Linked DNA regions of Mus musculus: region 1 is linked to region 2. A link is a loop called in an ENCODE intact Hi-C map of the cell type or tissue named here. Cell type or tissue: left cerebral cortex. All regions are shown on one strand. Links, peaks and the distances in the headings refer to the core of each region. The heading gives the core; the rest is flanking DNA.

The links. A loop is a pair of places that touch in the nucleus more often than their neighbours do. Peaks named below come from ENCODE experiments on the same cell type or tissue, not always from the same donor. Only the 100,000 strongest peaks of a DNase experiment are listed, where the experiment ranks them.
Region 1: a loop joins it to region 2, with 2.3 times the contacts of the local background. A loop is called at or near these places in 30 of 42 quality-filtered maps.

Annotation. Positions count from the first base shown.
Region 1 is chr2:167,013,489-167,016,399 of GRCm38, forward strand. Ddx27 (DEAD box helicase 27) reads left to right here and starts at 1,825. Exons shown (of 21, transcript NM_153065.3): 1 at 1,825-1,938. The coding sequence starts at 1,846. In left cerebral cortex, for the core only: CTCF peaks have their summits at 99 (motif pointing right), 1,074 (motif pointing left) and 1,696; a DNase peak (open chromatin) is centred at 1,766; H3K4me3 peaks cover 1,430 bases; H3K27ac peaks cover 985 bases.
Region 2 is chr2:166,943,978-166,946,888 of GRCm38, forward strand. It overlaps Cse1l (chromosome segregation 1-like (S. cerevisiae)), which reads left to right. Exons shown (of 25, transcript NM_023565.3): 24 at 400-631; 25 at 1,727-2,412. The coding sequence ends at 1,816. Among named protein-coding and RNA genes, the nearest start is that of Gm31204, 38 kb to the left of the region's middle. In left cerebral cortex, for the core only: a CTCF peak has its summit at 1,639 (motif pointing right); a DNase peak (open chromatin) is centred at 1,686.

The DNA of each region.
Region 1 (2,911 bases), core at 92-2,591, 70 kb after region 2:
TGCTGGGATTAAAGGCGTGTGCAACCAATGCCCAGCTTTTTATTTTTTTAAGATTTATTTATTTTGTGTTACGAGTACACCATTGCTTTCTTCACACACACCAGAAGAGGGCGTCAGATCTCATTACTCATGGTTGTGAGCCACCATATGATTGCTCGGAATTGAACTTAGGACTTTTGAAAGAGCAGTTGGTGCTCTTAACCGCTGAGTCCTTGGTCACTGTTTTATTACTGTGAAGGGACACCATGACAAAGCGTTTAATTAGGCTGTTCTTACAATTTCAGCGCTTTTGTTCATTGTCTTCATGGTGGAGAGCTGTGTGCATGCAGACACAGTTGTAGCTTTAATTTTTTTTTCTCGACCGTATTTTTTGTTTTGTTTTGTTTTCTTTCTTTCTCTTTTTTTTCTCTGGTTTGGTTTTTTGAGACAGGGTTTCTCTGTATAGCCCTGGCTGTCCTGGAACTCACTTTGTAGACCAGGCTGGCTTGAACTCAGAAATCTGCCTGCCTCTGCCTCCCAAGTGCTGGGATTAAAGGCATGTGTCACCATGCCTGGCTTTTTTTTTTTTTTTTTTTTTCTGAGACAGGATTTCTCTATATAGCCCTGGCTGTCCCAGAACTCACTTTGTATACCAGACTGGTCTCAAACTCAGAAATCTGCCTGCCTCTGCCTCCCAAGTACCCGTACTTTTAATGTTTTTTTTTTTTTTTTTTTAAGATTTTATTTATTTATTTATTTATTATATATAAGTACACTGTCGCTGTCTTCAGACACTCCAGAAGAGGGAGTCAGATTTTGTTACGGATGGTTGTGAGCCACCATGTGGTTGCTGGGATTTGAACTCTGGACCTTCGGAAGAACAGTCGGGTGCTCTTACCCACTGAGCCATCTCACCAGCCCATACCCGTACTTTTAATAATGGTTCATAAATGCTTTAACCTCTCTTGTAGTCTACTACTCACCAGAGGCAGTGGAAAAGAAGGGATACAGACCAAAAGGTCCAGAGTTCAAATCCCATCAACCACATGGTGGCTCACAACCATCCGTAACAAGATCTGACTCCCTCTTCTGGTGGGTCTGAAGACAGCTACAGTGTACTTACATATAATAATAAATAAATCTTTAAAAAAAAAAAAAGAAAAGAAAATAGAACTTACAATTCGACCATCCTTAAAATATTATCTATTATTTAAACTTTTATGTGCCTGCATCATGCCTGCATACATGTCTGTGCACCAGATGTTCCCAGTGGCCGCAGAGGTCAGATACGGAGTTACAGACAGCTGTGAGCCACCTTGTGGGTGCTAGGAATCAAACCTGGGTCTTCTGCAGGAGCAACCAGTGCTCTTAGCCACTAAACCAGCCCTCCAGGAATCCAGCCCCCTGTTAATTATTATAATTGTGTATACAGAGGGGCGTGTTCACTTGAAAAGGGTGTGAAGATCAGAGGACAACTCTGGATTCCGAGCTCTTCTTTCCCCTTGTAGGTACCGGGATCGCACTCAGGAGTAGTGTGGCCTTTGCCATGCTGAGCCAGATGGCAGCCCTGACTACCATTTTGTTGTTAAGTTCCCAAATGTACACATACTTCTAATTTTTCCCTCACCTTTACACACTCTCAGACTTCTATTTCTTTCCCAAAACAAAGTAGTTTTCTAATCTAAACAACGCCCCACCCATTTGATTTTATTATTGGAAACCACGCAGGCCCGCGAAGTCTCAAAGTGCCGCCCCCGAGCGGAAGTGACGTGAAGCACATGCGCGCGACGCCGAGCGGGTCGCGGAAAAGGCGGGTCGTGTCGGCGCGCCGCACTCGCTACGTCCGGAAGTGGCTGCTTCTTCAGCATGCTGGCGGAGCTCGGCTTCATCCGGACCATCGGCGAGAATGACGAGGTGCCGGTTGAGCCCGAGTCGGACTCCGGAGACGAGGAGGAGGAGGTAGGAGCCGGCGGGAGAAGGGGCCGTGGGCGGGAGCGGCCGGGAACCAGCTGCGGGCCCCAGGCCCTCCTCAGCGTGCTCAGGTGTCCCCATGCAGGCCGTGTCACCAAGCTGTGCGGAGTCGAACTTCGCAGGCGAAGTCAGTCTTGCTTCCTGCCCAGTCGGGGACACATGCTCCCACCTATCCATCAAGCCTCCCAAGGGGGTTCTAGTGATGCTAGGCGGTGGGGATGTAGCCCTGAGAAAGTGGCTCCAGGGTGAGTGGCGAGAGAAAAAGACCCAAACCCAAACTCTCAGTGCCTCACACCGGCGTCAGCCAGCCTCACACGACACTAAGGATGGCCCAGGCCCTCTGCAGTCCGATTCCGAGAAAGCTGATGTCTAAGGCTCCAGTCTTTAAGGATGTTGCTGGGAGGTCGTTTGGAGCTCTGCTGGTCAGTTTAGGCGTCTGTCCAAGGCTTCTATCCCTCTGTCCATCCACACTCCGGTCTTTGCAAGTCCCACCCGCACACCTGCAAACCTGTGCCCCTCACATACTTCAGTTTCCAGCTTGGTGGTCTCCTTACCAAGTAGCTGAGTGGTCTCAGTGGTCTGAGTGGTTCCAGCCATGCAGCTAAGTTTTTGTGGCTTTCAGAGTCAGGCCAGGCTCTGTTGTCTTTTCTGCCATTTGACCCTCAGCAGCCTTCCTTGTCCTGGCAACACCGACATACCATTCCATTTCATGTCTTAGAAACTTGTGTTCTTTTTCTGCTCAGAGCCTTTCACATCTCTACCCAGCCCACTCCCCCAGGCTTTCTCTCTATAGCCCTGGCTGTCCTGGACCTACCTCGGTAGACTTCGAACTCAGATCTGCCTGCCTCTGCCTCCTGAGTGCTGGGATTAAAGGTGTGCCCAGCTTCTCTTCACACTTCTGCTCTCTGCCTGGAAGGCTTCCCTCAGTAGTTCTCCACCTGTGGCTCCAGACCCTGGGGAC
Region 2 (2,911 bases), core at 100-2,599:
GGGCTTTTTGTTTTGGTCTTGTCTTTATGTATGTATACATGTTTATGTTCACATGTGTATTAGCATGTGTGTGGGGGTATGCTTGTCATGAGTGGACCTCTGGGGTGTCTGTCTTCCAGTCACACTTCACTTTTCTTGAGGCTTGGTCTCTCGCTGAATCTGGAGCTTGGTGATTCCTTTATGGATTCTAGGAAACTGACTCTAGCTGTTAACCTTGTGTGGCAAGCATTTTATTCAGTAACGCAGAACCCTAACATTGTATTTTACTGAGTAGCATTGGGGAACTCACAGCAGTCTACATGTCTCTACTTCCTGAGAGCTGAGATTTCAGGCATAAGCCTCCATGCCTGGCTCTTAAAAGTAAATTTGCTTTGGTTTTGTCTGCACTGTCCAATCCAGGACTCCTTTGTTACAATCTCTCATTGGCCTGTTTGAATTACCTGAAGATGACAGCATTCCTGATGAAGAGCATTTCATTGACATAGAAGATACACCAGGATACCAGACTGCCTTCTCACAGCTGGCATTTGCTGGTAAAAAGGAACATGATCCTGTAGGTCAGATGGTAAACAACCCCAAAATCCATCTGGCACAGTCACTTCACAAACTGTCAACTGCTTGTCCTGGAAGGGTAAGTATCCGTGGTGCTGTGGGACTCTGACTGGGAAGTAAGAAGATGAGGTCTTACCCTGCTCTCTCCAGTTGAGCTTAGGGAGTGCTTTATTTTTTTAATAAGTATGCTGGATGGTGGTTGGCACAAGCCTTTAATGCCAGTACTGAGAAGGGTAACTTGGTCTACAGAGTTCCAGGATGGCTAGCACTATACAGTACAGAGAAACCCTGTCTAAAGAAAATATCCGAGAAAAAAAATTTTGGAGAAAAAAAAGAAAGAAAACAGAATGGTAACATACTCAAAAATTAAATAGTATGTCTTTAATCAAAGACTGGACCTTTAATTGCATTTAGCTAGTCTTTCAGATATACTATCTGAAACTATGGGTTTTATTTTTCACACATAGGGACAACCAACCCTGGTACACTTAGTTAAAATAATTAACCATGTTTTATTATTTTCTGTAGCAAGGGTTATTAGGATAAGTATGCCTAAGTACTTAGTCTTTGAAAAGCAAAAGTTTTTCTTTTGCCAAATGTATAGTGGCTGAATCCTTACAGTCCCAGATCAGATGCATAGGTAGCTGTGAGTTTGAGGCTAACCTGGGATACCTAACAAGATTATGTCCATAAACTAAAAACACAAAGTCCTTTTATCAACCACAGTACAAAAGAAGTTCCTTATGGATCTACTGTGAGAGAGAGAGAGTGTGTGTATGTGTGTGCACGCACGCATGTGCATGCACGTGTGCGAGATCTTTGATCCCCCCCCCCAGGGGGGGGCATCTATCTACCTTTATTTTTTGAGATGTGTAAAGGTCACAGAGCTACTTGTCACTTTTCATCTTCCAAGGAGTGGGTCCTGGGAAGCAAACTTAGTTAGGCTTGGTGCTCAGTACTCAGTACTCCTATGACCACACCACAAGTATCTTTGCTCGGCTGCTGTGGTGAATGCCTAGCTGTTTTGAATGTCTGAAATAAGTTAGATTATTTGGCTCTCCAGTGGACAGTGACTGGCTGCCTTTTCCCCACATGGTGGCAGCGTTTCATTTAGGCCCCAGTTTGCATTTGTACATAAGAGCCTCCTACACCATGTGGTTTCACTCTCCTGTAGGTTCCCTCGATGGTGAGCACCAGCCTCAATGCAGAAGCCTTGCAGTATCTCCAAGGTTACCTGCAGGCAGCCAGTGTGACCCTGTTGTGAACTCCATCTTCCTGACCATGCAGCGGCTGAGGATGGTTTCTTAGAACCATGTGGACTTCTGAGCACGGCCCTGCTGAAGCAACACAGGTTTCCAACCTCTTGAACTTGTCACAAACTCTTACAGAGGACAGAAAATATTGCTGTAAGCCAATGAGGTTGTTTGTCTTGATCATCAATATAACTGATAACTTGTCTACTTTGTCCTTAATGGGACAAGTATTTACAATCCCATGTATGGCCATGGTCTCTGTTGAACATTTGCACGGTTTGGGTTATTTCAAATTTTTGGCAGGCCTTGACTGTGGAGACTTAATTTCTATTGTTTTGAAGCTTGTATTTCTCTTGTCCTTTGTGGATTTTGTCTGTTTCTTTAAACTTTTATTGGACATATGAAAAAGTCTTGTTGACTTGCAATGCACATTTCGTAGTTAAAGTCTGTAATCAGCAATAAAAACCCAAAATGTGTATCTAAAAGTGTCTTCAGGACAGGATTTGGTGCTTTCTGAAACTTTGATGAAATGAAGAATTTCTTTAAATCTACTTTCCCCATCTGGACTCCATAAAAATACTAATTTTTAAATCATTTAAACTCAGAATGGTGGTTTTTATTGTTTTCTTTTTTTAAGAGTCTAAGCAAAACAGTCCTTCGGGCAGATCTGGAGCTTGCCAGGCATCCCAGACTGAGTTAAGGGCTTCCTACTGACAAGTCCTGTGGAAGGGTTAGGATTAGAGCAGCCGTCATTGACTGTGCTTTCTGCTAAAAGGAACTGTATTTGTTGTTTTTAACCTGGACCTTCATGTGGTCACAGGCCAAGCAATTTTGTTATGGACAGCTTACCAAATGATTTCTCTTCCACGCAATTCTTATGCGTGCCTATGTTGGTTGTCTTCTTCCACAGTGAGTCTTCTGGGACTGACCCGGGTCTGTCAGGTTTGGATTTAAGTGCCTTGGCCTGCTGAACCATCTCACCAGCCCATGGAGGGTTTTTTTTTTGGGGGGGGGGGGGTTTCGAGACAGGGTTTCTCTGTGTAGCCCTAGCTGTCCCGGAACTCACTTTGTAGACCAGGCTGGCCTCAAACTCAGAAATCCACCTG